2 separate regions of the Homo sapiens genome follow, and region 1 is linked to region 2. Evidence: chromatin loops called from intact Hi-C (ENCODE). Cell type or tissue: GM12878. All regions are shown on one strand. Each heading gives the region's core, and the rest is flanking DNA. Links, peaks and the distances in the headings are about the cores only.

Region 1 (11,196 bases), core at 1,975-9,974, 270 kb before region 2:
TTTACTGAGAATGATGATTTCCAGTTTCATCCATGTCCCTACAAAGGACATGAACTCATCATTTTTTATGGCTGCATAGTATTCCATGGTGTATATGTGCCACATTTTCTTAATGCAGTCTATCATTGTTGGACATTTGGGTTGGTTCCAAGTCTTTGCTATTGTGAATTGTGAATAGTGCCACAATAAACATACGTGTGCATGTGTCTTTATAGCAGCATGATTTATAGTCCTTTGGGTATATACCCAGTAATGGGATGGCTGAGTCAAATGGTATTTCTAGTGCTAGATCCCTGAGGAATCACCACACTGACTTCCACAATGGTTGAACTAGTTTACAGTCCCACCAACAGTGTAAAAGTGTTCCTATTTCTCCACATCCTCTCCAGCACCAGTTGTTTCCTGACTTTTTAATGATTGTCATTCTAACTGGTGTGAGATGGTATCTCATTGTGGTTTTGATTTGCATTTCTCTGATGGCCAGTGATGATGAGCATTTTTTCATGTGTCTTTTGGCTGCATACATGTCTTCTTTTGAGAAGTGTCTGTTCGTATCCTTTGCCCACTTTTTGATGGGGTTGTTTGTTTTTTTCTTGTAAATTTGTTTGAGTTCATTGTAGATTCTGGATATTAGCCCTTTGTCAGATGAGTAGGTTGTGAAAATTTTCTCCCATTTTGTAGGTTGCCTGTTCACTCTGATGGTAGTTTCTTTTGCTGTACAGAAGCTCTTTAGTTTAATTAGATCCTATTTGTCAATTTTGTCTTTTGTTGCCATTGCTTTTGGTGTTTTAGACATGAAGTCCTTGCCCATGCCTATGTCCTGAATGGTATTACCTAGGTTTTCTTCTAGGGTTTTTATGGTTTTAGGTCTAACGTTTAAGTCTTTAATCCCTCTTGTATTAATTTTTGTATAAGGTGTAAGGAAGGGATCCACTTTCAGCTTTCTACATATGGCTAGCCAGTTTTCCCAGCACCATTTATTAAATAGGGAATCCTTTCCCCATTGCTTGTTTTTCTCAGGTTTGTCAAAGATCAGATAGTTGTAGATATGCGGCGTTATCTTACATCAACATTGTAAATTTTTATCTTGGACCTAAGGTCTACCAAGATGTTTATGCATCCTGGAAAATGGAGAAAAATACAGAATTATAAGTTTTCACAAAACAAAAATATTAAACATAAAAAGTTGTGCTTTATCCTGAGATTATATTTATCAAATGCTAATTTTTAGATGGTATTTACCAATATGGCAGCTAATGTCTATGCCAATCGGCCAATTAGTACAAGTACTATATCAGTTGTTTAATATTTTTAATACAACCCAGGGAATTAATTATGGTTTTATATATTAAGATTCTCCTTTTATATGAAATGGTGGCAATAAAGTTTAGTTATTTTATATTCACTTTTCTTTAAGATAGATGTAGCTGAAAAACAACATCGACAACCCTATGTCAGTCTTCTCTCTTTAAAGTATAAAAGTAATTTTATAACCCAGTGATGTCCAAAAGCCTGGGAAAGAGACAAAACTGCTCATTTTAACTCCATGAGATTCCTTGTGTTTAAAAGTAATTTTTTTTTATTTCTCAGCTTCCAAAATTTTATTTGACAGCCTCCATGTTTGCATATAGTATCCTAAAAACAGAAAAATTTCTAGCTTAACTCCCTTGCAAAGTCTTAAATGGCTATAATTTGAAATAGGAATTATGCCATCAAATATGAAGAAAAGAAGTACGGCAACTAAAAATAAACTCTGTCTGAAACTTTACACTTTATGGATCCTACTTTATATGTAATATCAAAAAATCATAATAGTGAGATACGTGAAGTGTATGTTAATTTATGCCTTCTGGTATACATAAGCATAATATTTTTCAGTATGGGGAATATAAATTTTAAAATTATAAAATCTTAAAATGAGGTAAGACCTTTACATCATCTAGCCTAATCCCATGAAGTTCAACCACGATGCCTGTATTTATTTCCCTGACCATATTATTTCTGCTAAACCATACGTAATACTAAAATGTTCACCACCTCACATAGCTTCCTATTGCTGCTATGGAGAGCCTTCACTGTTCTAAAAATCTATCTAAAATTGAATTTGAGTTTTTATCTATTAATGACATTTTGATCTCCAGTTTATCTTTATAGCCATACAGACTGCATAGTTATTTTTCTCAAACATAATAACATTTTAAAGCCTTAAAATATTAATAGGTCTCTCATAAAGGTTAAGGTCTTTTAGAAAACCTAACACCAAAAATTTCAAGCCCCCACCCAGCACAAAGTTAGTTAGTTAGTTACTGAGGTTTTGTATCATAAACCCCAAACTATAGAAGGTGCTCTCTTGAAGTTGTTTAAATTGTCCATTTTGCCTGCAAAACTCAAAACCATAGACTTTCTTGTTCTTAGGCTGTATACTTTTGGGAAGTGATACTGGAACATTTGCCTTGCCTTATACATCACATTCTTGTTCTCTTGTTTCTTTTAACTGATGACAAACCCAGCTGCCTTTAACACATACAACCTCTGCTAACTGCCAGAAAGCAGAGGGTCTCACTCTCAGGATACTTTAAACACATTAGCGTTTGCCTTCAGTATAGATCTCTATTTTCTTCAGCTATCCCTAATGGGTTATCACTCAATTTTGGATACCATAATACCTGAGACAAAAGACATTGTGTTACCTCAGCTAAAGAATTTCTATCAAAAAGGTCTATTTTTAACAGAAGGTCTGCTTTTTTTCTAACCTTATTATTCCTTTATCGCCCTCTTACATAGATGGTATTATTAGGCAAAATTATCCATAGGTCATGGAAAAAAAGAAGGCCTGCTCTTCTTTTGCTTCATTTGTGGAAATGGCTCTTCATTTCTAAACCCAAGATTCTCAGGCTTTATGTTATAGTTACATTTATGTGGCAACTTGGTTATGCTGTGGTGTCCATTTGCTGGTCAACCATTTCGACTATTTAAAGGTAGCAAAAATGGAGGCAGCAACACTCACGGATTGGCAAAGCAAGGAAGCCATTCCTTCCCTAAGACTGAAAGGGCAAGAAAGGAATGCATGGCAGCAGCTCCAGGTGCTAGAGAACATATCAGGGCTTTCCAAAATCCTGTGCAGAAGAGGGGGTGAGCAAGAGAAGAGATACCCTGCCCTCTCTCCCCTTCTATCATCCACTTTCTGCAAGTACTTCCCCCTAGCTAAGTCTAACTGGAAGCCAGAAAGACAGCATCTACATGAACCATTCTCCTGAGGCACAGAGCAGGAAGTGAGGAGCAGGGAATGGAAAAGAATCAGCATGTGACCCTCACTGTAAATTACACCAAAAACATTTGGATGCATCTGTCAAGGTTTATGAAGAATGTCTGTACCTTTAAAGGCTGAATATTGTGTTTCACTCAACATGTCACCTCTCTGGGTCCTCTTCTTCTATGGTTAAAAAAAAAATACTGTAATAGGATTTCTAATTCTCCCTTCTTGCTACACTTAAACTCTGAGAGAAGAAGAAAAAGTAATGAATAAGAAATAAATATTATGCCCCTCACTCCCCACTCTTTGGAAAGTTTAAGTGGATGCCATCAATTTTAATTTTAAATATCCTTCCTCCATTGGACAGATTAATGGAGGAAATAGAGTAGAAACATAATGAGGTGAAGCCCAGATATCTGTGCGAATGTACCCAAATATTAACACTCAGTGAGCTACTATTTGGTATTTTTAATTAAAAAAATAAGTTAATGAAAAGTGAGCGTATACTATATAGAATTGCTGATTAGCTGAATGAGCAGAGCATCCTGGCCTTTCTGTCAAAAGGCACTTATTACTTGGTGTCCCTATTTTAGCCTAGAATGTTCTAAAGAGTGACAGTAAATCATATGTTATGCTGTGATTGCTAGCTCACTATTTTTTACAGGCATATTATTTGGGGTGATAAAAACTAATAGAACAAAGAGAAGCTGATTTCCCACTTACCTAGCAGTTACTAAGCAAAGGATGAATTCCTTTATGTGGAGATTCATCAACCCAGATTCTTTCCATTTTGTGGCTCTGTACCCTTTAGGGTCTATCTGTCATTTGCATCTAGTGAGTACAAAGAAATACAGATCTTTTGGGGTAGGAAGCATACTTTCTTCCTACAAGAGTCGATACAGAAACGGCATGCATTGCTTTCATGCACATTCCATTCTCTGCAATTTAGTCATATGTCCAAACCCAAATGCAAAGAAGACCAAGAAAGTAGGCTGGCTGTGTGCCCCAAAAGAGAAAATTGACTTTTGCTAAATAGCTCTATCACATACATAGGGATTATGAAAATAAACATGTATACATTTAATGATGTCTAAATAACTCCTGATGCTTAAAGTTAATATTATGACAACGTAAAATATTACAGGATAAGTAAGCCTTTCATTTCTATGTATCTTAATGTAAAATATTCATGTTTAATTAGTGTAGACTGAGCACAAATAATGTGTCTTTGCTTTAAATTTTAGGGAAACAAGAGGGGCAAAATATTCTACCATATGTTATTTTCCCATTTAAATTTCTCAAAGGAAAGGTAGGCTATGGTATAATGGTTACAATTATAATAAGAAATAGAAGAGAATATTAAAAAACAATACTTTAATTTCTGCCTGTCTAAATAAAATAGCTGTCTGCTAGTGCTTCTGAAAATCTATATAAAAATTTCCCTATTAATGATGAGACATCTTCAATAGTTTAATTGGAAATAATTAAATTTCCCTAAGAAAAAGGACAGATTGAAATAGCCAAGTGCTGTAACGATCAAATTGGTAACCAATTAATTATTTTTTACATGTGCCCTGCTTCTTGTTTAAGTACCATCAGTAAGTTAACACAAAATTCAGTTAAGTTTTGTTTTTTTCACTCAATCAATTTCTACACAGCTTTTCTAGGTTGGGTATTGTGCTATTTGGTGTTGATAGAGTTATTAACAAGATAATCAAAGACTTACATTCTAGCAGCATTAATGAACTTTTACTATGTGCTCATTCATTGCAAAAAATGATCATACAGAATAAGTATTATTATCTCCATTTTACAATAAGGACATTTAGACTCAGGGAGAGGTTAAGTAATGTGTCTAATGCCTTGTGGTTTGTGAGAGTGGAGTTGAACCAAACCCCAAGTATCTCATCTTATCCCTCTGCTGCATGTAACTAGAACTGAATTCCATATGAAACAAGCTCTTCCTGAAAATTTAAGTCAGTGAGACTTTCTCACTGCTTAGTTTACTTTCTCTAATTTTTAATTGATATTTCCTCTTACAATATTCAAAAATTGGGTTTCATTATATATGTAGTCTCACTTCCAGTTTCTAATAATACTGTGTTTTTCTAACATGGAAGATTTTTTTTTCTAAAGCAATTGCTGACTTTTTGATAATGAGTCAACAGTGCCATCTTCTGTCTCTGTTCTCATCAGCCACTGGAAATAAAGCCTTAAAAGACTGGGTTAATGTAGATCAGGAACAGGAAGCAAGGAATCTGGAGAGTTTACAATCTTGGCAAAATGTACTACATCTTTGAACACTTGCAAAGAGACTAATTGTTTGAAAGGCTCGCAGGGCAGAGACGTGTTAAAAACAGTGCAGTGTGATTAGTTTCCTGAAACCTTTGAGTAGCCCTTCCAACAATGGAACCGAAGAAGGAGGAAGCAGGAGGGAGGAGACAATGACAGAAACAGGTGGCAAGAGGTTGTAATGATTTGGGACGCCGTAATTGATGGAATAAAATAAGCAACTCTCCTGTTTGTTCTACCAATTGTTTACACATTTCCTCCTGTCTTCACCTTTAGAGAAACATGACTGATCTTGGTAAGCACTTTTATCAAGCAAAAAAAAAATAAAAAGGAAAAGATACAAATGAAACAAAATATTAAGCCCTGAATTTTTTCCTTCTCTGCATGTGAAGCATAGTTATCAAAACTGAGGCATGTGAGAAAACTTAGATAAACATGAAAATCTTGCAGGATTGAACATGTAGCTGAGAAAACACTATTTTTTTTTTTTTTTGCAAATCTATCCTATTTTGGAAATGTATTTTTAGTCTCATCATACTTTCCAGCCATCTTGCAAAGTAAAAAAGATGAAAATTAAAAACTCAAAGGGTTTACCAGTACTTAGGTGAGTTCATTTGAGTATCTCCATTTCACAATGCTTATCTTTCATATACCTACGCTGGGTTTAAGCTTTCTGAATAGTAGCCACTTCGAGAAATATTTATGACGTTAATCATATTGCCCAGAATACAATTGTTCTTCTGAGGAATTTGAAGAAATGGTAGGAATCCCAAACAGATTTTCGAAGTTCTCTTAGACAAGGAACTCCAAACAGCAGCAAGGCAAAAGTATGAATGAAAGGTAGTTTTAATGCCTGTCTTTATAAGTGTGGCTTTTGTGAGGCTGCTGTTTTCCATAATTATTTTGCATACTTGAAGACGAAGCATGAACGGCAGCTACGAGTGGGCACAATACAATGTGTAACTGGAAAATTTTCTGTGTACCACCAAGGGAAAACTGCCACTTTACTTTTGCTGAATTATTGGCAATCTACTTCTTTGTGCCCATCTGCTTTTTTCAGCCTTTCATTAAAATAGTATTAGATGAGTTTTCTTACTATAAATTAGTGGTCAGTGCTGGACAAAGGGGATTGGAATTGGAGTTTTCTGAAATTTAACCAAACACCTTAACAAGATGTCTCCAAAAAAGCCAAGTATCTAAGGTTTGATGGGTTACCAGGCTTGCAAAGGATCTTCCATCTGTTTCTGAGGGCTTCACATGACAGTCCCTGACTTATGTTCCCTAACAGCCCACTCTATTTCACACTAGCCAGAGGTATTATACTTTAATTGTATCATATTAAACACACTCTAGAAAACCCAGAATTCCATGTTAATTCGTCAGTCAACACAAGAAACTTAGCTTCCTAAATTGGCATATCTATATTTAAAGATCATCAATGTCAACATTTTACTATTTCTCTAAGCAGGGCAGTTATCATGTAATTTCATAAGCATGAAGTAATAAAATTGATCTGAAAATGCATATACATATTTATTCTCCCTTTTACAAAACTAGAATGCTTTCTACAATTGTTTTTTAATAAAGTCATTTTCAAAATATACACAATGCAAATCATTATGGGGATCTTCCTTCTCTATTGCCTCCCTCTGGTTGTGGATAAAAACTGGTTTCCTGGGCAAGAGCAAAGGCAGAGACCAGGCTGAATCAAAGGAGCTGCAATTGCTATGAATTCTCCAAATCTCCTTACACAGATGCTCAGAAGGATGAGATTCTGCCATTTTGTACCCGAACATTCCTCCCAGCCTGTGATGCTGAAAGATTAAAGACTCCACGAGTACACACAACATGACTGATTGATTACACTGACTTCAGTGCAACTCACTGGGAGAAGCACGAGGCTTGAGCTTTAACCAGAAGCTCTCTCAAGCACATGGCAATCTTTCTATATCCAAGGGAGGCTTTCTTTTTAATTTCATAAACTCACTTTTATTTATGGCACAGACCCCTTCTAGACCCCTCCTCAGGACTTTTTACAAAGGGTGCCCATTAGACCACTTATATCATCTCCTCTAGTTGCTGTTTATTCTATTTGCATTTGTTTTTCTCATTTAACTGTAATCACCTTATGGTAAGGGTGTTGGTGGTGGTACAAGGAGTGGCATTGACACAACTCCAGCCTTAGGTGACACCTGACTTTTACTAACTTAATTTCCCTTGTGGTCTTACTTAATTCATCTTACTCCAGTGGTCAAAAGAATGATAAAATTTCCATAATTCTGCTTGTGTCCAATCTCTCTCTCTTTCTCTTCCTCTATCTCTCCCCCTCTCTCTCCCTCTCTTTCTCTTTCTTTTTTCTCTCCCCTGGGTCCATTTATTTCTCTTTTTAAAATCAGTAATTACCAAAGTACCTCTGAAATTTACTAATTAACTTCATTTCTGATAACTAAGCTTGATAACTTTTCTTCTTTCTATAAAATAAACTTATCCTCTGATACATACAACCCAATTAAATGTTGACTTTCTCAGTTGTAGAGCTATCGATTTCCTAAGATTAAAGTAGTCTTCCTCATTGAAATTTTAGAAAAGTCCAAGGCAATAATATGAGGACAAAGAGGGAGTTGCCATTGTCTGATTAAAGTCAACGGAATAGATAAATGTGTCAAAAAGAACAAGTGGCATAACGGATCATAAGTATAGCAAATCCACAACTTATTATGAATTGTCTGATGTACATAGTTTTGAACTTTTCTTTTAAATCTTTTTTAAATTAAGTCATTTAACTATGTATTTGAAGACAATGTTTCTCCACCTTTAAACTGCCTCAAAATCTTTCTAAGGACACCCACTAGGGACTTCTCTTAATGCATATACTGAGTTTTTTAAAGATGATATCTCTACCAGCAAGCAGACTGATGGCTTGCGTGTGTTAAATACTCTATTAGGTTATGGTGCATACATGCTGCATACATGTAATCCTAACAAAAAGCCTGTGAGGTATTAAAAGGTTTCTTTATGTACAAAGAAAAGATACTCCTGAGTATTATGATCCAGGCAGCGAGGCCAAGCTCTTTTCCAGTGTCTTCCAAAGAGGATGTAGCATGGTTGAAATTCAAGATCAGGTGTGTTCGCCCTGACTACCGTGTTCCCTCACATGAATAAAAATGATCTGTAGGGAGATACTAATTCTCCTTTTCAATAACCTTTTTCTTTAAACCATTTTTCTTTTTCAATAAACATAACTAACATAAGAGTGCTCGTAATCTTTCCTCAGAAATCGAGTTTATATTTTCCATTTATCCCTGCATTAACTAAGGTTTTAAAGGTAATGAATTCAGAATTTATTTGAATAACATAGTTTCAATAGAAGCACTAACAGCAGAAGCCCAGGGGCTTACAGACAACATAACCAGGTTGAACATTTCTCCTATCTTTTCTTCCGATTTATCACAAAATATTTACATATAATTAGTTTGTTGTATGTACATTTAATTATTGTGTCATGTGTTTTTACAGGTAATTTATTTATCTATGCATTAGTTTGCTCGGGCTTCCATGACAAAATATTGCAGACTGGGTGGCTTAACCAACAGGAATTTATAATTCTAGAGGCTGGAAGTCTGAGATGAAGGTGTTGGAAGGGCTGGTTTCTGCTGAGTCCCTCTCCTTGGTTTGCGGATGACTGTGCCGTTGCTGCCTCTTCTCATGGTTTTTCCTCTGTGCACACACACTTCTGATGTCTCTGTGTGTGTCCAAATCTCTTCTTGGGAGAACACCAGTCAGTTTGGTTTAGGGCCCTCCCTAGTAATCTCATTTTAACATAATTATCTCTTTAAAGGCCCTGCCTCTAAATACTGGCACATTCTCAGGTACTGGGGGATTATGGCTTCAACATATGAATTTTCAGGGGACACAATTTAGCCCATCACAGTCTGTATAATTGAAAAGCTATAGCACAGAATATTGAATTGCTATTTGTGTAAAGAAAAAAGGTCCCACTGTAGACATGGAAACAGTTCAAACAAAGGGGGACAGGAGTAGATAGGAGTGGATTAAAAGAAGATATGTTATTTTCTCATGGCAGAGAATATGTTGACTGCCTTAGAAACATAAACAAAATATGAGAAATATTTTATTCTAATACAACAATGAGCAAAACTGTACTTAAGCCAGACGGCTGGAATTAGGGATTCAGGAAATAAGCATTGCAATTATATGTCAATCAAGTGATAAACTTAAAACCCTGCAGTGTCAGTTAAGAAGAAAGATTATTAGATTTATCAAAACACCACAGTGGAATACAGGAAATATAGCCCAAATGACAAAGAGAATATTTGCAGGAACTAAGAATAATCATTTTAAAGGAAAATAGGTTGAAATTAAGTCAAGAATGTTGAACAATGATCATAATAAAAACAACTCTGAAAGCCTGTTAGAAACCTATTGCCTCTGGCTCCTTAGAATATTTAAGAATTTGATGTCCAGAAACAGTCATGGCCCTTTCAGGAATATAATGTCGGTTTATAATGAAATTTTCAAAAATTCATAAAAGATTCACAAGTCTAAAAAGAACAATGCAGATCCTCAGAGATTCTTACATTTAAATAAATGTAGAACATTTATGTATACTGCAGGACAGAACTTGACATATTATAAAGAATTTTCAAAGAGCAAATAATTAGTTTTGTCTTGAAAAATGTAAGATTTTAAAATGGTATGGTATCTTTAAAAATCTGATAGTTCACCTATAAAAAAATGTTGCTAGAAAAGATTGGTATCAGGGTGGGCACAACTTATAGGCAGGAGAATATTTTCTTATTTCTGGAAAAGAATCAGCATAGAAGGTGCTTTACATATTTCTTTAAATTCAAGATAAATGATACCAAATGTGGAACAGATGCTATTTTGGAGACAGGAATACATATGATATTAACAAAGAGAAATTAAACAGCAAAAGCAATTCATAAATAGTGACACATAAAGATGGGTACTACATTGCAAAATTCAAAGGAGTATGACGTGGAGAAATGAGAACTATAAATTGTCAGCCTCACAGGATTTGAATAGTCTTTTACATATATCAGAAAGAGAATTCAAGTTTTTATGTCATAAAATTCAGGGAACAGTTAGTTTGTTAACTCAGTGGCTTGATTGGGTATAGATACAGTCTTGGAAAATAACTCTCATGACAGTGCAGATTGAGGAGATGCTGGCAGCCAGAAACTATGTTATAGCACAGTGAAGAGTTTATGAGCATCTAAATAGAAAATTGGGCAGAGCCAATGGAGTGGAAGAGATGGATATATCTGACCCGCTAGAGTAGTGAGTGTCATGGTTATGAATGACACTCCAAGATGTGGAACATGGAAGAATTGCAGACAATTTTGTGATTTCTAACTGAGATGCTAAGCAGATGTTGATGCTATTAATCTAGGAAAGCAGGAAATAAATACAAAGTAAAGGGCAAGTCAGATTGCAAGACTGAAGAGAGGAGAAGCAGGAAAAAATATAATATGAAAATACAATATGAGTAAGGATTTGCACATAGTGAGCCTAAAGTTCTAGTTCAAATTGAGATAGAAAAGTCTAGGAGCTAATGAGAAAATGAGTATACTCATTATTACCATTTCCTTTCACACTTCTGATAGGAT
Region 2 (11,196 bases), core at 2,210-10,209:
CATGCACTATGGCTGCAGAGGACCCAGGGTCCAGGCTCGTCCCTGTAGACCACAGTGCCAAGTTGGCTCCCATGAAATGAGGCTCCAGAATCACCTCTGCAGACCTAGGCTCCAGAATAGCCCCCATGGATTCAGGACCCAAATCTATCCCCATGGACTCAGGTTCCCGGCCACCTAGCACTGGGACAGTTCCCATGGACTCAGCCTCTAAACCTATTCTAGTGAACCCAGGTGCCATGCTCATCTCAGTGTCTGGCTGGCCCTTGCAGACTCAGGCTCAAGGACTACCCTAGTGCCAGTTCAAGCAATGTGGACCCAGGTTTCAGGCCAGCCCCCATGGATACAGACTCCACCACCAGCCCTGGGAACCCAGTCAACAAGTCCAACCTAGTGAAATCAAACTCCAGATCCACCCCAATGAACACAGGTGGCAGGCCTGTCTATCTGCTAACCCAGGTATCAGTCCAGCCTGCCCAAGGACTAGCAGACTCAAGCCTGCCTACAACATGCCTTGTGAAGGGCTTCCCCTAACAAAGCCAGTCTGCAAAGATTGAAATAAGTCTCTACTTCTTCAAATGTACAGACTTCATAAGACAATAAGAAACATAAAAAACACAACAACAACAACAACAAACACTGCCAAAATAACATCATAATCTTCCAGTAGCTGATCCCCAAAGAAATGGGGATATAAATACTGCCTGACAAAGAACTTAAAATAATGTTTTAAAGAATTTCAGTGACCTTTAAGAAAATACAGAGAAATAATTTAATAAACTTAGCAATAAAATAAATGACCAAAGTGAGGAACTTTCAAAAGAAATTAAAATTATTTTAAAAATCAAACAGAAATTCTGGAGGTGAAAAATACAATGAGTGAAATGAAAATTACAATAGAGATCATCAATAGCAGAACTGGTCAAGCAGGAGAAATAAACTCTAAACTAGAAGACAGTATATTTAAAATATAGTCAAAAAAAGAAAAAAGGAATGAAGAAAACTTCTTGGATTTATGAAACAGCATCAAAAGCGGAAATATTTGAGAGATAGAAGTTTGTGAAGAAGACAAAGCAGAGATAAATAGAAGAAAGCTTATTTAAAGAAATAATAGCATAAACTTTCCAAATATGGGAAGCATATACATATCCAACTATAGAAAATTCAAAAGTCTTCTATCAGATTAATTCCAAACAGGAATACACAAACATATATTATAATCAAACTGTCAAATATCAAAGACAAGGAGAGGAACCTGAATACAGTAAGAGAAAAAAAGCAAATGACATATAAGGAGTTCCAATAAGGCCAGTGATATATATATATGTGTGTATATATATATATATATATAGCTGAAGGAAGAAAAACGCCAACCAACACCAACTGTAAGGCACCTGGCAAAGCTGTTCTTGAGAAATGCAGTGACACACATTTTCCCAAATGAACAAAAACAAAGAGTTCATCACCACCAGACCTGTCTTATAAGAAATACTAAAGAGATTTCTTCAGGCTGAAAGGAAAGGACACTTAGAAACATGAAAATATATTAAAGTATAAAAATCACTACTAAAAATAAGTACATGGTCAAATTAAGAATATTCAAATACTGTGATGGTAGGGTATAAATTACATGTCTTTATTGTGAAGGTCAAAAGACAAAACTATTTAAAATAAAAATAACTACAATAATTTGTTAAGGAATACACAATGCAAAAAGAGGTAAATTTTGAATCAAAACATTTAATGCAGGGAGATTGAGTAAAAATGTAATATTATTTTATACAATCAACATTCAGATGTTAAGATTATCAGCTTAAAATAGCCTGTTATAACTATGTTTTATGTAAGTTTCATGATAACCACAAATGAAATATTAAAGGCCGTATTTGGCAAACTCACAGCTAACATCATACTCAATGGTGAAAAGCTAAACGTTTTTTCTTTAAGATTGGGAACAAGGCAAGAATGCCCACTTATCATTTCTATTCAACATAGTACTGGAAGTCCTAGCCAGAGCAATTAGACAAGTGACAGAAATAAAGGGCATCCAAATTGGAAAGGGAGAAGTTAAATTGTCCCTGTTCGCAAATGACCATAATCTTATATGTGGAAAGCCCTAAAGATTGCACCAAATAACTGTGAGAACTAAAATATGCATTCAATAAAGTTGCAGGATACAAAATCAACTTACAAAAATCAGTAGTGTTTCTATATATTCACAATGAACTATCCAAAAACAAGAAAACAAACTCATTTACAATAGATAGGAAGAAATAAAAAATAAAATACTCAGGAATAAATTTAAAGAGGTGAAAGACCTCTGAAGGAAAACTATGAAACTATTAAATTATAAACTAATAAACTATAAAACTAAAAACTGTTGATGAAAGAAATTGAAGAAGATGCAAATAAATGGAAAAATATTGCATATTTACAGATTGGAATAATTAATATTGTTAAATGTTCATACTACTCAAAACAATCTACAGATTTAACACAATTCCTATCAAAATTCCAATGACATTTTTCACAGAAGTACAAAAAAACTTCTAAAATTCATATGTAACCAGAAATGACCCAGAATACCCAAAGCAATCTTAAGCAAAAAGAACAAAGTTTAATGCATCACACTGCCTGATTTCAAAATATACTACAAAGCCATATTTATCAAAACAACAGGGTACTGGTATAAAAACAGAAACATCTGTTAATAAAACAGAATGGAGAGCCTGGAAATATGTCCTTACATTTATAGTCAACTGATTTTTGACAAAGTTACCAAGAACACACAATAAGTAAAGAATAGCTTCTCTTCAGTAATTGGTGCTGGGAAAACTGGTTATCTATACGTAGAAGGATGAAATTAGATCCTTATGCAAAAATCAACTCAACATATTTTTAAAAATCTACTCAAAATGGATTAAAGACTTAAAACTGGAAACTATAAAACTACTAGAAGAAACCATAGAGGAAAAGCTCCATGACTTTGGTCTGAGTGCTGATATTTTTTTAATACATCCCCTTTTAAAAGCACAGGCAACAAAAGTGAAAATAGACAAATGGGAAAATATCAAACTAAAAACTTATACAGCTAAGGAAATAAACAACAGAGTGAAGAGACAACCTATGGAATGGGAGAAAATAACTGCAAACTGTGTATCTGATAATTACATCCAATGTATATAAGGAACTCAAACAACTCAATAGCGAGAAAACAATCTGATTTTAAAATGGGCAAAGAACCTGAATAGACATTTTTCAAAAGAGAGCATGCAAATGGCCAACAGATAGATGAAAAAGTGTTCAACATCACTATTCATCAGAGAAATGCAAATCAAAATCACAGTGAAATATCGCGTCAACCTACTTAGAATGGCTATTATCAAAAAGATGAAAGACAAGTGTTGACAAAGATGTGGAGAAACAGAAATCACTGCACACTGTTGGTGAGACTGTAAATAAATAGAGCTATTACAGAAAACAATACAAAGCTCCTCAAAAACTTAAAAATAGAACCACCATATGATTCAGCAACCCCGCTACTGAATGTATATCCAAAAGAAGTGAAGTTAGTATGCCAAAGAGATATCTGCACTCCCATGTTTATTTCAGTGCTGTTCACAATAGCCCAAATACAGAATCAACATAAGGGTCCAATAAATAGATAAAGAATATATGGTATATATACATAATGAAATACTCTTTAGTTGTTTTTAAAAAAAGGAAATCCTGTCATTTGCAATAACATGGATAAACCTAAAGGATATTATGTTAAGTGAAATAAGCCAGGCACAGAAAGACAAATACGGCATGATCTCACTTATGTAGAATCTAAAAAAGTTGAACTCATAGAAGCAGAGGTTAGGGGATCATATTGGCCAAAGGATACAAAATGTCAGTTAGGTAAGAAGAATAAGTTCAAGATCTATTGAACAACACGGTGACTATAGTTAATAATGTATTGTATTCTTGAAAAGCACAAAGAGAGTGGATTTTAAGTGTTCTCAACAAAAAACATATGTGAGGTAATACATATGTTATTAGCTCAATTTAGCCATTCCACAGTGTATACATATTTCAAAACATCATTCTGTACAAAAGTATTTTTATTTGTCCATTTTAAAAATAAATAAAATATGTAAGAGGAAAAAAAAGAAAGAAAGCATGGCGAAGACTGGACTACAGTCAGGAAACCTATAATTTTGTTCAGCTACCTGTTGACTAGCTCAGGTTATAAGCTTTCTGAGTGATCTTTCTATACCTACAGTTTTCACTTGTAAGAAGTCACAGGATTGGCTGAGATTACTGACAAAGCCCCTCACAGGTCTAAAGTTTTGTGATCTAAAGTTGTTTACCAGGAATCTACAAATTGCCTAAAGCCATGGTCTGTATAAACTAAAGCAAAGCCTACATTTTTAAGTTATATTTTTATAACAGTAGTTTATAAATATAAATAAGAGTACAGGCAAAAATACATGGCTATATCCAATATTCTATTCAAGATCCCTGCAGCAATTTGTTTTATAAAAAATTACATCTTCACAAAAATATCTTCAAAGATATTCCACTGAGAGTTCATACTTTTTCTCACCCTTTAAATGTACTAGAATCAGCAAAGACATATGAAAATCGATCAGTATTCTTTTCATCCTCTCCTAGTTTATATATTTTGATTTTTTTTCTTACTTGTTGATGTCCTGTGTGAACATCAGCATTATTACCTTAACTTATCCTTGGACTTCCATGGAATTAATGAACTGTTGCAATAGCCAATCATAATTTGTGTTTATGGTTTAGCATTCTGTCTGGCTTATAATTATTTTTAGTACAGATCTGCTAGTTCAGTAAATGCTTTCATTATTCTTAGAGCTGAAGAAGCTTTTGGTTATGCAGAGCTTGTCTTGTCCCTGCACCTTACTTCTTGGCCACCGCTTGTAGTAAACATCGTTTTTGCTCCATTTTAATAGAGCTGCCTGCAGAAGGTCATTTATTAGGTAATCACTTGTCTGTGAAAAATTCTAATTACTCTATGTTTGTCAAAGGGAGGAAAATAGCATTGGATGTGAATGCTGAATGAGAAGCAAACCAGAATGCAGATAAGGGAATCAGAAGTTTTTTAAATTGGTAGATAAAAAGATGTGTTAAGTGCACCTACATTTTGAGGGTTAAAAAGAAAAGATACACTATCAGCTATAATAAAGATAAAAAAGCATAGAGTTTATGGTGTTATCAATTTGGAGTTAAAGCAAAAGAAAAATCGTTTATGAAGGGTACAGGGATGTTTTTCCTGTGGAATCTTAGTGCCCCCTGCTGATCCTCAAAAAATGTTTTACATTTACATTGGTTTCTGATTTCTTCCCACATGGGTATTTTCCTATTACGATACTTCCTTTTCAGGAAATATTTTTCCTATGTGACTCGCTATCTCAGTAATACTATCACACATTAGTATCTGTAGCTCCTCATAGAAAAAAAAAGTGATTCATCAAAAATGCATATCCATAAACTTTAAAAGAGTGCAAAGAGTTTGAAATTACTACTTGTATTATAACTGAAATGGTTGAACTTTTAATTAAAAAGAAAGAAATCATCACCACAAAGAAAGAAAATAAAAGCGAAAATACATGGTGACATTATCAATGACCCAGACTGGAGTACTGTTTCTGAGTTGGATGCTTGTTGAATCAGTTCCTTGTTTATGACTTGCTTCAGTTTATAACTAGACACAGACACATCAGACATCAAGACACAACACATTGCCAAAGACCACCCATTAGTAATATCAATTTTTTCACATTTTAGTCTCCTCTCATACACTATCTGTGAGAGAAATACTATTATTCTCATCTGAGGAGTGGGAAAAATGAGACTCATAAAACTTATATAATTATCGAAAGGTTGTGAACCATTGATGGCAGATCATCATCTTAGATTATTTTTAGAACACAAGGGAATATAAAAGCATTTTCCATGCCCACTCCTCACTCCACTCCAGATTATTTCAGAGCAAATCACAGACATTTATAAATATTTCAGTATGTGTCTCTAAATATAAGGTCTCTTTTAAAAAGCATTTTCAAAAATCTAGCAAAACCGAGATATTTAGCTATGATTTCAATGTCCACACTCTCTTCATCAATTAACCATTTCTTTTATTTTCTGATGCTTTGATATCTGCTTGCCTTGCTGACCCTACAAGGACGACTCCTTCCTTCCAGGATTAGCCAATTCCTGGAGATGGTAAACAACTCATCTTTCAAAAGTGAGCACAATTTTTAAATGAAAACCAAATCACTCCATGGCCAGGTACCAGACAACTATGGCAAACTCCTATGACCCAGAGCCCCTCTGAAAATATCCAACCTAAACAATCATAGACCTGATTGTTCTGCCTCACCTATTCCTTCCCACAGAAACCATAATAAAGACTTATATCACCTGTGCCCACCCTGGTACCTCCTTGTGTGGTCCTTCATGGCAGAGTGTGCCCCCTGGTCTGGGAATCTGCAGGTATAACAAACTACCTTTTCAATGGCAGTTGTCTACTGATCTGTTAACATTACTATATATGAATAACAATAAATCCTATTAACACAAAGCACTACCCTACAGCAACTACACACAGTCTCCCTCCATCACATATTCATGAGAAGATAAAATTCTTATAAAATAATAAGTATGTCCTAATCTTAGAAATGCTGAATTATGGGGTCAGTGACACACAAAGCATTTTTATAAGTAGGATAACCCTTTCACATTAAATAAAAATCACTGTCAGTTATTTTGCATCAATAAATGGCTTCTTTGACATTCTTGATTGTCAAAAAGTCATTTTTCCAAACCATCAACTTCTACACAATTCCTGAGCCGTGATAACAGCAACCAGCCCACTCCAACAAAGCAGTCAGACTTTAACAATACTAAATGGTGTTTAAGGTAAAAGATAACTTTGAGTCAGTCTGTCTGAGGAGTTGCAGGAAAAAGATAGAAGAGGGTAGACCCTTAACAGTCCAAATTTCTGTGTGGCTAACTTGAATCAACAAGACTTTGATATCTAACATCAAAATTTCCATTCATAAGGAAGAAGAAGGCACCAAACAAGCTTCTCAACTATATTGTTTAATTTAATTCTCAACATCATACTATAAGGTAGAGTTAAACTATCCTCACTTCATAGATGTGAAATACAAGACTCAGGAATACTAAGATGCTTGCCTGTTAAATTTCAAAACCTTATTCTCACTTTATGCATCATGTTCTTCCCACCAAGTCCCAGCATATTCACAAATGTCTCAAACTCTTTAGCCAAAGCTGTTGTATAGTATAAGGTAATTCTGGCATTTCAAATAAGTATTTGGTATTATCTATAATCTGTTTTTTTTATTATAAACAATTAAAGTTGGGTGAAGTTTCAGGTGGTTTCCAGCATAAAACTCAAATTTAGTTTTCAACTAATCTCAAGCTTAACGCCAGTGGGCCACAGCCAGCCTCGGGTATCACCGATGTAGTGTTTTTCCCGTATCCCTACATAACACTAAGGCAGTGTCTACACTTGTTAGATTGTATGACCCTTCTCAGGTAGTCTATTTCAGTACCAAGATCCAGTTCAGCACGAAGACGCCTTCAGCCCAGAATGGCCTAGCCAGATTCAAGGGGTGAGGTGAGGAAGGGGGGATACACAGTGAAATTTGAATTGCAGATAAACAGCAAATAATGCTTAGGACAAGTAAGTCCCATGAAATATTTAGGACATACTTTCTACAGGAAAAAAAGTATTCCCTATTTATCCATAATACAAATATAACCAGGGGTCCTGTATTTTACCTGGCAACCCTAGTCCAAAGTCTTCTAGAAAACCTGAATTCGTTCTGTGGTTTCATCCAGAGGTGGCTCTGTGCTGAGAAGAAAGCTAAATCCAGAACCCAGTTCCCACACATTTCTTGAAATATAAAAATGCTATGAGGCTCCTCTAGGCCACATCTGTAGGTAATTTCACTCCCATGACCCATCCTAATTTGAAAAGGAAATCACAGAGATAATCTAGAACCAGATAAGCTTCCAGGGTAGAAGAAGCAAGATGGCATGGTTATTTACTTCACTAACTCATTCTTTATCCAAGTAAGACATACAGAATCTCAGACCTGGCATTTGATGTCTTTTTTTTTTTTTTTTTTTTTTTTTTTTGAGATGGAGTTTCATTCTTTTCTCCCAGGGTGGAGTGCAATGGCACGATCTCGGCTCACTGCAACCTTTGCCTCCTGGGTTCAAGCAATTCTCCTGCCTCAGCCTCCCGAGTAGCTGGGATTACAGGCGCCCGCCGCCATGCCTGGCTAATTTTTGTATTTTTAGTAGAGACAAGGTTTCATCACGTTGGCCAGGCTGGTCTCGAACTCCTGACCTTAGGTGATCCACCTGCCTCAGCCTCCCAAAGTGCTGGGATTACAGGCATGAGCCACCGCCCCCGGCCTGATGTTTTCGTAATAGATGGATGTGGGGACATAAGAAAGACAGAAGAGAAAGATAATTGTTATTAAATAAACCTAGAAACAAGTTGCATATAATGCCATCTTTAATATATCAGAATAGGTTTTATTATATGTATTGCTTTGATTTTAATTCGCATTTTCTAATAATAAACAGTTCAGAGCATGATTATTTTGGAGAAAGTGCTGTTCCTATTTCAGACTGTTTGGAAGAGACTTATATTTAATTCACTATAATATTTCTAAATTCTTCTTGTGGTGGTTTTAGCCCCATGGTATGTTATGATTTCCTGGACCCACAAGATGGGGAGGCATTTCTTTTGTCAATGTTGTTTCCTGTGAGAATAATTCATTTTTAAAGAAAAATATAATTTATTTATCAAAATTCAGACTGCTATTGCTGCACATTACCTGCAAATATTTTATGAGGTTTGGGTTTTTTTTTTTAACTTTGAAAACTCATAACTTGTTTCAGTAAGGGTGAAAGCTTTGACTGAAAGATGAAAATAACAATGACAGTCTCACACAAAGTGTCAAAAAGGGTTTCAACTTGAGGGAATATTGGTGGTTTGGTGACATCCATCTTAGTATATATTTCTAGAACAGTGAATATCATATTGTTCCACTTGCCAAAATGTCATGAATTTAAAGCTGGTCTCAGAAAATACCATCAATGCTGACTGTGAAATTTCCTGTGACTTAAGTGGAAGAACAATATTACATGCTCTCTTTTGTGCAAGAACTGTTATTATTAAAGCAATTTAAATCAAAGTCAGTTTTTCTGGGTCAGCCATATAGTTGGAATGCCTGATTACAAACTCCAAACTTGTTGAGGCAATGAAGACACTTAAAGAGAGTTCAAGAAAAACAGCTTCTTATAAATGACTTTTTAAAATCTGATTTAGCACCCCCATCCAAGATAATCATAGTTCAAGATATTTCCATATATAAGATGAGCATTAGAACAAGATAGTGATGGCAGTATTAGCAATGCATTCACTGTGAAAATAAACTGGTAGTGAAGTGATCACAGCAGAAAGTAATGAACATGAATAAGAATACCATTTGGAAGGGGTAACATACTGGGACTCAAGCAACTTAGCATTGTTTGGACAAGATAACCTTGATAGCTACTTCCTGCCTTTCGGTTCCATGATTCTCTGATTATCAGAAAACTCTCATCATACATTTCAGGATGCATGAGGAAATGACAGAAAAATTATTTACATTTTTGAGGAAATGCTTTTTATAGCTGATATCTTTTTAAATTATTTGCTTGCATTTTCTTTCTTCTTTTTTTTTTTTTGAGGGGCTTAATATAACAAAGATTTATTTCTTCCTCATGTAGATATTCGTTACACGTTGTTTGGGACTCCATGCCATATAATCACACCTGGGACACGTTCGGTCAATTGAGGATTCTTCTCCATGTCATTTTCACTGTGGGAGCCAACCTGACAAAGCAGCTTGAATGTGGAAAAACTCAAACTGTGTTTCTCCCACTATTATTTGTATTTTCTTTATACGTATTTTCACCCAATATTTTGTTTCTTAGAGTATTTAAGTGCCCAGTTCTTATTAATGTGAATAATTTTACAAAAACATAAGTCAAATAAGGCTGTGCTATTATAATGATTTGATGTCTGACATTATTATCCAAGTGTTTATGATCTCATTTCCCTGGATATAGATGTCATTGTTGGGAAATTAATCAACAAAGACACCCTTACTCTTCTTCCTCTTCGTGTGTGTACACAGAAGTCTCAGAACTCTATGAAACATCTAGTTTCTCTCTGCCTTATAAGCAAATAAAACAAAACTTAAACTTTATATTGATAGTTGTTTACATGGTTTAGAATAGCAGTTTTTAAGCTGTGTTCTATGGCGCCCTGGGGTTCCCTGAGATCCCTTCAGAGGGTCCATGAAGTTAAAACTGTTTTCACAATAATACTAACATATCATTTGCCTTTTTTACTGTGTGGACATTTGCACTAATGATGCAAAAGCAATGGCGGAGGGGGTGGGTAAAACTGCTGTTGTCTTACCGTGAATCCAGGAAGTAGCAGTAAGTGTAATAACATTCATTGTATATGTCATTGAAAATATATTAGTTAAGTTCATAGAAATTTTAAAAGCCAGTTTTACTTAATAACGTTGTTGATGATGTAGTAGAAAATACTGTCTCAACCTTGAGTTGAGGTCCTTTGAGAAATTTTGTGTAATAACTGAGAAGTACACAGAAAGCATTCCTACTCATACTAAAGTGTGATGGTGTCACCAAGAAAAGCAGGTGGCAGTTGTTTAGGGTGCAAACTAAACCAGCTGCCTTTTGAATCGAATACCATGTTTGCTTAAAAGAACAATGACAACCTACATTTACTAATAACTGGAGATTTGGTGACATTTTCTTGAACATGAACAAGGTGAGACTGTCATTTCATGGAAAACAACTTACAGTATTTGTTACCAATGATGAAATTCCACTTTTAAGCAAAAATTAGAATTGTGGAAAACTTATATCCATATGGCAATGAGCTTGGCTATCTCACAATACTTACTTTTGTGATGAGATTTATTATACATGAATAAATATGATTTTTATATTGTATAATAAGATACAGCAAAATTCGGAAGCTCTGCATAACTCAGGAACCAATATTTTCCAATAATCAATGCATAATCTTACAAAATCATGTAGGGGTATAAGACACATTCA

What was found. Peaks named below come from ENCODE experiments on the same cell type or tissue, not always from the same donor. Only the 100,000 strongest peaks of a DNase experiment are listed, where the experiment ranks them.
Region 1: it touches region 2 in a loop (3-fold over the local background); 3 of 110 quality-filtered maps call a loop at or near these places.

The regions. Positions count from the first base shown.
Region 1 is chr21:25,034,520-25,045,715 of GRCh38, forward strand. The region is part of intron 3 of LINC01692 (long intergenic non-protein coding RNA 1692); the gene reads left to right. Among named protein-coding and RNA genes, the nearest start is that of LINC01692, 200 kb to the left of the region's middle. In GM12878, for the core only: a CTCF peak has its summit at 5,430 (motif pointing left); a DNase peak (open chromatin) is centred at 5,442; H3K4me3 peaks cover 482 bases; H3K27ac peaks cover 227 bases.
Region 2 is chr21:25,308,772-25,319,967 of GRCh38, forward strand. No RefSeq gene overlaps it. Among named protein-coding and RNA genes, the nearest start is that of LINC00158, 120 kb to the right of the region's middle. In GM12878, for the core only: a CTCF peak has its summit at 5,299 (motif pointing left); no DNase peak of the experiment used is centred there.